Linked DNA regions of Homo sapiens: region 2 is linked to region 1. Evidence: chromatin contacts called from ENCODE Hi-C or POLR2A ChIA-PET data. All regions are on one chromosome and are shown on one strand. Each heading gives the region's core, a stretch centred on a gene start or an enhancer-like site at or near the end of the contact. The rest is flanking DNA. Distances are from core to core; before and after follow the strand shown.

The links. A loop is a pair of places that touch in the nucleus more often than their neighbours do. ChIA-PET counts read pairs that join two places held with the same protein, here RNA polymerase II (POLR2A). Pooled maps may share reads with other maps.
Region 2: a loop to region 1 is called in a pooled map, with 2.6 times the contacts of the local background. The contact joins the promoter of NUP133-DT here to the enhancer-like site in region 1. A Hi-C loop is called at or near these places in 5 of 50 pooled maps. POLR2A ChIA-PET finds 5 or more read pairs at or near these places in 2 of 52 experiments (MCF 10A and activated CD4-positive, alpha-beta T cell).

The regions. Positions count from the first base shown.
Region 1 is chr1:229,227,503-229,231,271 of GRCh38, forward strand. No RefSeq gene overlaps it. Among named protein-coding and RNA genes, the nearest start is that of TMEM78, 20 kb to the right of the region's middle. RefSeq lists an enhancer at 552-1,277. Within about 2 kb of position 1,774, at least 24 of the 41 ENCODE cell types and tissues checked have a DNase peak (open chromatin) inside an H3K27ac peak, as active enhancers do.
Region 2 is chr1:229,506,492-229,510,260 of GRCh38, forward strand. It overlaps NUP133-DT (NUP133 divergent transcript), which reads left to right and starts at 1,939. Exons shown (of 3, transcript NR_110630.1): 1 at 1,939-2,188; 2 at 3,633-3,749. NUP133 (nucleoporin 133) reads right to left here and starts at 1,850. Exons shown (of 26, transcript NM_018230.3): 1 at 1,577-1,850. The coding sequence starts at 1,758. RefSeq lists silencers at 1,541-1,770, 2,711-3,005 and an enhancer at 1,821-1,940.

The DNA of each region.
Region 1 (3,769 bases), core at 524-3,023:
GAAGTACACGGTGAATCTCCATGCCAAGGAAGCTTTCTATCATCCTAACTGAAAGACCTACAGGCACCGAACTCATTAACAGAAGTACCTGGGGAGTCAGAACCCCTCGCCTGAGTGCTGGGAACGGCTGATGCGCGCCCCCTGCCGGCTGTTCCGAAAACAATCAAATAACGTGAGGCTGGCAGCCTGGACCGGGATGCTTCACAAAGAAACGAGAAAACGGCAGCCATGCTGAGACTGTTCTGGATTTGGAATATGCAATTCTGGAGACAAGAGAGAAAAGAGAGGAGTAATTCAAAACGGCTAGTTCCCTAGAGGAATGTTTGAGAGAGTGGTTGTAAAATGCAAATGGCCTTTCAGCTTGAAAATTTGCAGTGGCAGGTAGATTCACACAACCTGAATTCAGAATACAAAGAAAAGGCAAGAAATGAGATGTAATCCTTGACTAAAAATAAAAACAATCACAAAAGCCATACATAGATATATAGAAAATGTTGACAAAAACAATATTTGAGTGCTTACTATGAGCCAAGTACCATTCTAAGAGCTTTGCCTTTATTATCTCATCTAAGCTTCATAGCAATTCTATGAAATAATACTGATTTATCAGATGTGGAAAATAGGGCATACAGATGTAAAGCAACTTGTATAAGGCCAAACAGCTAGAAAGTAGCAGTACTTTACAGGGATAGATACAGTAAACAAAAGGCAGGTGGAAGAGGGATTACAGGTTGCTCTTATCCAGAGTGGTTGCAGCCAGGTGCAGTAGCATGTGCCTGTAACCCCAGCTACTTGAGAGGCTGAGACAGGAGGACCTTTTGAGCTCAGGAGTTTGAATCCAGCCTGGGCAATATAGCTAGACGCCCTCCCCCTTCCCACCCCCCCGCCGCCGCCATATCTAAAAAATAAAAAATGTCAGGCGTGGTGGCTCACACCTGTAATCCCTACACTTTGGAAGGCCGAGACTGGAGAATTACTTGAGCCCAAGAATTCAAGACCAGCCTGGGCAACATAGCAAGACCTCTCCCCACCCCTATATGTACAAAAAAATTTTTAAAAATTAGCCAGGCATGGTGGTGCTCCTGTAGCCCCAGCTTCAGGAGACTGAGGGGGGAGAATCACTTGAGACCAGGAGGTTGAGGCTGCAGTGATCACGCCACTGCATTCAGCCTTGGTGACAGAGTGAGACCCTGTCTCAAAAATAAATAAATAAATAAATAAATAAATAAATAAATAAAAATGCTTGAGACCAGAAATGTTTCCAATTCGGGAATTTTTTGGAATATATAAGATATATTCCAAAGTCAACATTTTTAAAAAGATATATAATGAGGTATCTTGAAGATGAACCCCAAATCTTAAGACAAAATTCATTTATGTTTTATATATAAACCCTTATAAACACAGCTTCCAAGTAATTTTATGCAATATTTTTAATAATGTTGTGCATGACAAAGTCTTGAATGTGTTTTGACTGTGATCTGTCACGTGAAGTTAAGTGTGGAATTTTCTACTTGTGGCATCATATTGCTGCTCAAAAAGCTTTGGATTTTAAAGCATTTTTGATTTTGGATTTTCGGATTAGGGATACTCCACCTGCCTAGACTGCGGGAACAAATATGCCGGCTTCCCACGCGTGGGAAGTGATAGTGTTTTCCAGGAGTGATGAGGTATTTGAGCTGCCTGTTGCTCCTTCCTTATTCCCATTCCCCTTGTAACCAAAACAAACAAACAAACCAGCTAGGCATGTGTAAGCCCGAAGGCTAAGGTTGCTCATGTCTGGCCACAGTAAAGAAGAAGCCCAACCAGCTCCCCCTCCCAGAACTGGAATTTCTGTCCCCTGTACCATGAAAACATCTCACCTCCTGAGCTGAGTAGCCACAGAGACAAAGAGGGTAAGGAAGGGAAAGAACCTTAGGCTTGGGGCTGTTTCCTATACCTGTGGTTTTTAAAAGGAATCTGGCATTCCTAGGCAGACAAGAATGCAAACTGGCCAAGGTACAGAGACACCTGAATCCTGTTCCTCAGACCCAGAGAGACGCTGGGAGGTCATATTTCCTGCTTTGTTTTCTGCTGTAAGATTCCGCTGTAACTCCTTGCCTAACAGAAGTGGGTGAGTGAAGGCAGCAACGTTTCCTACAGCGGACCTCCGTGTGACTCCAGCTCCTCCCTAAAACATAAAGCCTGCTAGAGCATGGGGCTGAAGAGAGTGAAGAGAAATCACTGCGTGGCTTTGGGTGTCAGTGGCAGGTGTTCTTACTGTATAGAGGGGAGCTGAAGACTCCCTGGACGCAAGTCTCCACCCCAGTTAGAGGGAGGAGTTGGTAAACTGGGGGAGGCGGCAGAGAAAAAGTTTCAACCTCAACACTGAAAAACAGCCTGGGGATCTTGGCAGGGTTTTAGCCCTCACATCTGCCTTCGAATGAGGGACTTCCAGCTGACCTCTGACAGTGTCCTCCAGTATTATGCAAGGGCAGAGTTAAGCTTTTGGCAGCAGGCAGGAGCACAGAAGTGCCAGGGACATTCTGTTAACAAAGCACAAAGGGTAGAAGGAAGGAACAAGCCATTCTTGTCCACTGTGCAGACTGAGCTCCATTGTGTTGATCCAACATGACAGAATTTGTTTCATTAAAGACTCCCTCCTCACCACCACTGTCAAAGCCAAATCCCTCCAAAAGCCAGAACCCAAGCCCCAATGTGCTGCAAGGATTCTGCAGCTCTGCAGTCAGTGGGTGAAGCCCAAAGCTCCAGCGAAAACCCAACTGCCCAGATCTGCAAGCTGTGGGGAGGGCAGGCCATTTGGCCGTAACCCACCCACTCAAGGGATCGCTCCTTTCCACTTGTCTGGGCAGAGTGGGAAGGAGAGCCTCCAGAAACCGGCGGGGAGGAAGTTTGCTGGGGCTCCACTGTGTCACTGATTTATGGAAGCCTTTCAGGGCCAGAATGACACCATCCGCCTACCTCCTGCTAATTCATATTCTCAGAGCTTTAAATCATGGTGACAGCCCCACCAGGCGCTCTGATCAGTTGAGGGCTTCCAGGGCCCTGCGGGCCAGAGCACCCCACAGCCGCACTGCAGGTTACACCCCCACCTGCCCCAAATACATCCCAACTCCTGCTGCTCTCGGGCCCTCTGCTCAATCCGATAATCCACGGAGAAATGACCTTCCTTTCACTGATGTAGAAGCTCTCTCAACTGAAAAAATTGCAGAAGTTAGAAAAAAATAATTGACATTATGACTCACCCCTACCTCCTACTATTGCTAAGCTTCGAAGTAAACACCTGCTACTGTAAACTGAATAAATGCTAAATCACTAAGATCTTTTGTTAAACAAATTCTGCCACACCACTGCTGTCTTGCTGGGCTGGAGGAATTTTCTGATCGCCCAAAGCATCTTGAGTGCTGTTATTTCCAACCTACCTTTAAATGTGAGACCAAACCTTTGAAGTATACTGCCTCTTGCAAAAAAATAAAAATAAAAACCACACACACTAAAAAGCCTGATTATTTCTGAGGAACACCACAGTAGTTCACTCTCTGTGTGGTAGCTATAGTCAAAAGCACAAAAAACAGAGCAGGTAGAAGCAGAAATTAGGCGGGAAATAAAGACCAAGCTGGCGAGAAATTGGAGAAAGGCTTTCCAAAGCAATGTGACAAGGAAAAGGGAAACTTGAGAAAGATATTTTTCTCTGAGATCAGAGCTGTGCTCCACAGCCAAAGTTAAGGTGAGCCCTGCAATTGTCAGCCAGTAAGCATCTATTATGCTC
Region 2 (3,769 bases), core at 689-3,188, 280 kb after region 1:
CTCAACATTTTTGAAAGACAGAATATAAAACATCAGCTTTTACCATATGTTGTGGTCAAATACATTTTATAAATATTGGCTTAGATGAGATTTAAGCTCATCTAGCTTTAGGTGCTTAAGAGTCCACCAGACCTGGCCGGAGCAGTGGCTCATGTCTATAATCTCAGCACTTTGGGAGGCCGAAGCGGGAAGACTGCTTGAGACCAGGAGTTCAAGACCAGCCTGGGGAACGTGGCAAGACCTTGTCTCTACAAAAAAAATTTTAAATTAGCCGGGCATTGTGGCACCAGCCTGTAGCCTGGGCGACAGAGAGTGAGACCCTGTCTCTTTAAAAAAAAAAAAAAAAAAACTATCAGATCTGTACAACCAAGCAAGAAATCGAACAGGTTACGAGCATCAGCTGTTACATGGTCCTCAACAGCAGATATCACAGTAAAAACTTTATTTCTTGCTCACCCTCTTAACATTTAGAATATTGTAAAGTCACCAGAATAAAAGGTAGTCTATGTCTTATCACGAGAATTAAATGAGAAGATGCACATACAGAAGGGCTAAGGGCTTTGTTTCCTGACAGAGGATAACAAAGGTTTTTCTTCAAATGATCACAAGAAGAGATTTAAATAAAACAACACACAGTAAATAAAGTATGCTTTTATTCTCCAACTTTTCGCAAAAGGAATAGAAAACACTGACAAGATCAGCACTTTGAAAAGAACTTTTCAAAATATGCCAAAAAAAGTCAAAGATACAGTGTATTCTTTCAAAACCACTTCTCCTTTAAAGTACTGAAAAATTTTACAGATAAATTTTAACCATAATTTCAAGACACAATACTTTGTGTTTCCTGCAGGGAAAAATTCATTTTTTATAGATGAATTCAGAGAAAACTATGCAGAAACACTAAAGTTTTAGGTTAATTATGAACATGGTGTGTGTTGGGGGTGGGGAGGGGTGTGTGTGTGTGATGATTTTACTGGTGCTCCAAACGAGCAGTTTTAGTAACTAAACTATCACAGTACTCTTAGCTCACTTATGTAAAGCCTTTTCCTTATAATTTACCTAGAAAGTTAAATTCCGTAGCTAGAAACCCTTTAATTACCAATCATCAGATATTAATGTCAGTTGGTATGTTAGGCATTAAACAATGATCTTTCAGGGTTGTAGGTCCTCATTATCACCATCACCTTACATCTGCATCGTGGCAATTCATAATAACTCCTCTGGCTCAGGTGAGATATATTATCGCCATTTCACAGATGAAGAAAATCACGAGTGACTTACACCAGATCACACGGGTAGTAGGTGGGAAGTAGGTAAACACTGATGCAAATCCAGTTTGTACTTCACTTCTGCACAAAGGTATCCATGAAAAATGCAAAGTGGGGAATCAACTGATCAACTGATAATCAAAACGAAGCAGATACTACCTGCAGCAGTGGAAAAGGTCTATTTTCCAATACTGTGGCATTCTATTCCGCCGCCCCGGTTCCAAAGGCTTCTAAAGACAACAACCTATCCGGCCCACTGCGGCCCGTGAGGCTGTTGGTTGCCAGACCCAACCAGGGAGATCACTTACCGCGAGCTTAGCGAGCTACGCCGGCCGACCGGCGAGAAGAGCACTGGGGAGCTGACTGCAGACCCCAGGGGCAGACCCTTCCTGCTAGCCGTCCGGGGCGTGGAGCCGGGCCCGAGTCCGGCCAGCGGGCCCCTTCGGGACCCGGTACCCGGGGTCCGCGGAGAAGGGGCGGCTGGGAACATGACTCCAAGGAGCAGCGACTAGGACAGCGAGGGATCTGGCCGTCAGGTTGCAGCCTGGCCTGCGCGCGGAACTTAAACACCTAAGGGAAGAGATGGCGCGCGATGATGACGTCAAACGCAATGGCTCCCGCGGGTTGTGGTCGGAGCGCTGGCGGGGGCGGGATCGTGACGTTAAGGGCGGTGCCCAGTCAGCGAGGTAGGTCGGGAAGGCAGCCGGCGGCCCCAGATCTAGAACCGCTGCAGTGCCGAGCTTCCAGGGACGTGAAGCCGGAAAGCCAGGCGCCCTTCTTGACTGCGCCTAGGTGGAACTGGCCCTCCAGCAGCTTGAACGTAGCCTCTTTTCACACTGGTAGTTCCTGAACCTCTTGTGAAATGAAAGATGTTCCTCATTCCAAGCTGAGGACGGAGAAAAGCCGTAAAGCTGACACTGGTATCGCACTGTGATATTTGTTGTTTTCTAGGTTTGCCATTTTCCCATTCAACTTTGCGCAGTCTCATCCACGCTGATGACGCCACAAATCCGTGTCTCTAACCTGGATCCAGCTCAAAACCCCCAGACCCCTATCATTCAGCTCCCTAGGGGACAATTTCAGCTGGAAGTCCTGCGAACTCCTCACAATCCACTTATGAAAAGCGCATTCATGTTTTCCTTTAGGACCCCTCTCCTACCACCATCTCTGTTCCAGCTTGGTAAAACTGGCCAGTTGTCCAAGGCAAAGAGAAGAGCTCTATCTGCAGTCATCCCTCACACCTACCTCCACCCTAAGATCATGGTATACGTTGTAAGGTCCTACGTGTCTGTACTAGATCACACATTTGCACTGCCTCTGCCCTGGTTCTGGTACTTACCTTTCCCTCAACCACTGCGTAGCCTCTTCTGCCAGCGGGAGGGAGTAGGGGAGATGGGGAGAGGGTTCCTTACCTGTGTCTAGTCTTCCTCCACTCTATCTTCTCACTGCCAACACAATGAATTAAGGCAAACGTAATGCTGCTCTTGGGCCTGTAAATGCTTCAGTGGCTGACCATTGCCAGTAGGTTATTTGCTAAGCTCCTTTGCAAGGTCCTATGTGATCTAAGTCAGGTTGGCTTTTCCGTCCGTGTTGTACTTCCAGCACTTCCCACTTGCACTCCACATTCCGAGAACTTAAAAACCCAAATCTCCCTCCAGTGCCCATGTCCATGTTTCTCTCACCTGGAATGCACTCCCTGCCTTGTTGGTCCAGAAGGCGCCTACCTTCCGCATCAAGTTAGTTCTGTGCTGCCTTCTCAGTGAAACCTTCCACAGGATTAGGTCCCCCTTATCCTTTGTCCTCTCTGCTCCTGTGTGTAGACTGTATTTTTATCCTGCATAATAGTTTGTTTTCATAATTGTCTGTCAAGTACTTCCTTTTAAATGTCTTGACAGCAAGAGCAGTGACTTTGTTACCTTTGTGGCACACAGTAACAGACACATAGTAGACTTTCATTCAACGTGTGTTGAAATAAGGGAATGGTTAAGTAAACATTGACGTATTCACATGTGGGAGACCACAGTGTGGGTGTCAGTTGTTGACATTCCCCTGGGAAGCCAGTCATCTATCTATGCACCAGTGGCATCTGAGCAGTCATCTTGCCAAGGTTACATAGGCTAGCTGCTTTACTCCTTCTCCCACCTGGGTGTCTAACCCAACTTGGCAGCTTGTTGAGTCTTATAGCTCTGAGAGCCCAGTGCATTTCCTCCCTGTTTCATTCTTACAAGGAGGGGTGTGAAATAGGCAATAGAGAGTATTAATAGTTGTGTCTGAGAGGATTGGTGGGATCAATTTTATTCTTGTGCTTTGTTGGACTGGTTAGTGGTTTCCCCAGCATCCTAATGTAAAAGCTGTTGTTTGCAGGAGCTAGAATGACTTGTCAGCCACCTTTGAGCAAGAACTTGCCTGGAGTCCAAATGTATGGCTATTGAAGGATAGTAAGCAGACAGCACTAAAAGTCATCCATTCGTTATGGATTTAGTGAGTACCTACCATGTGCC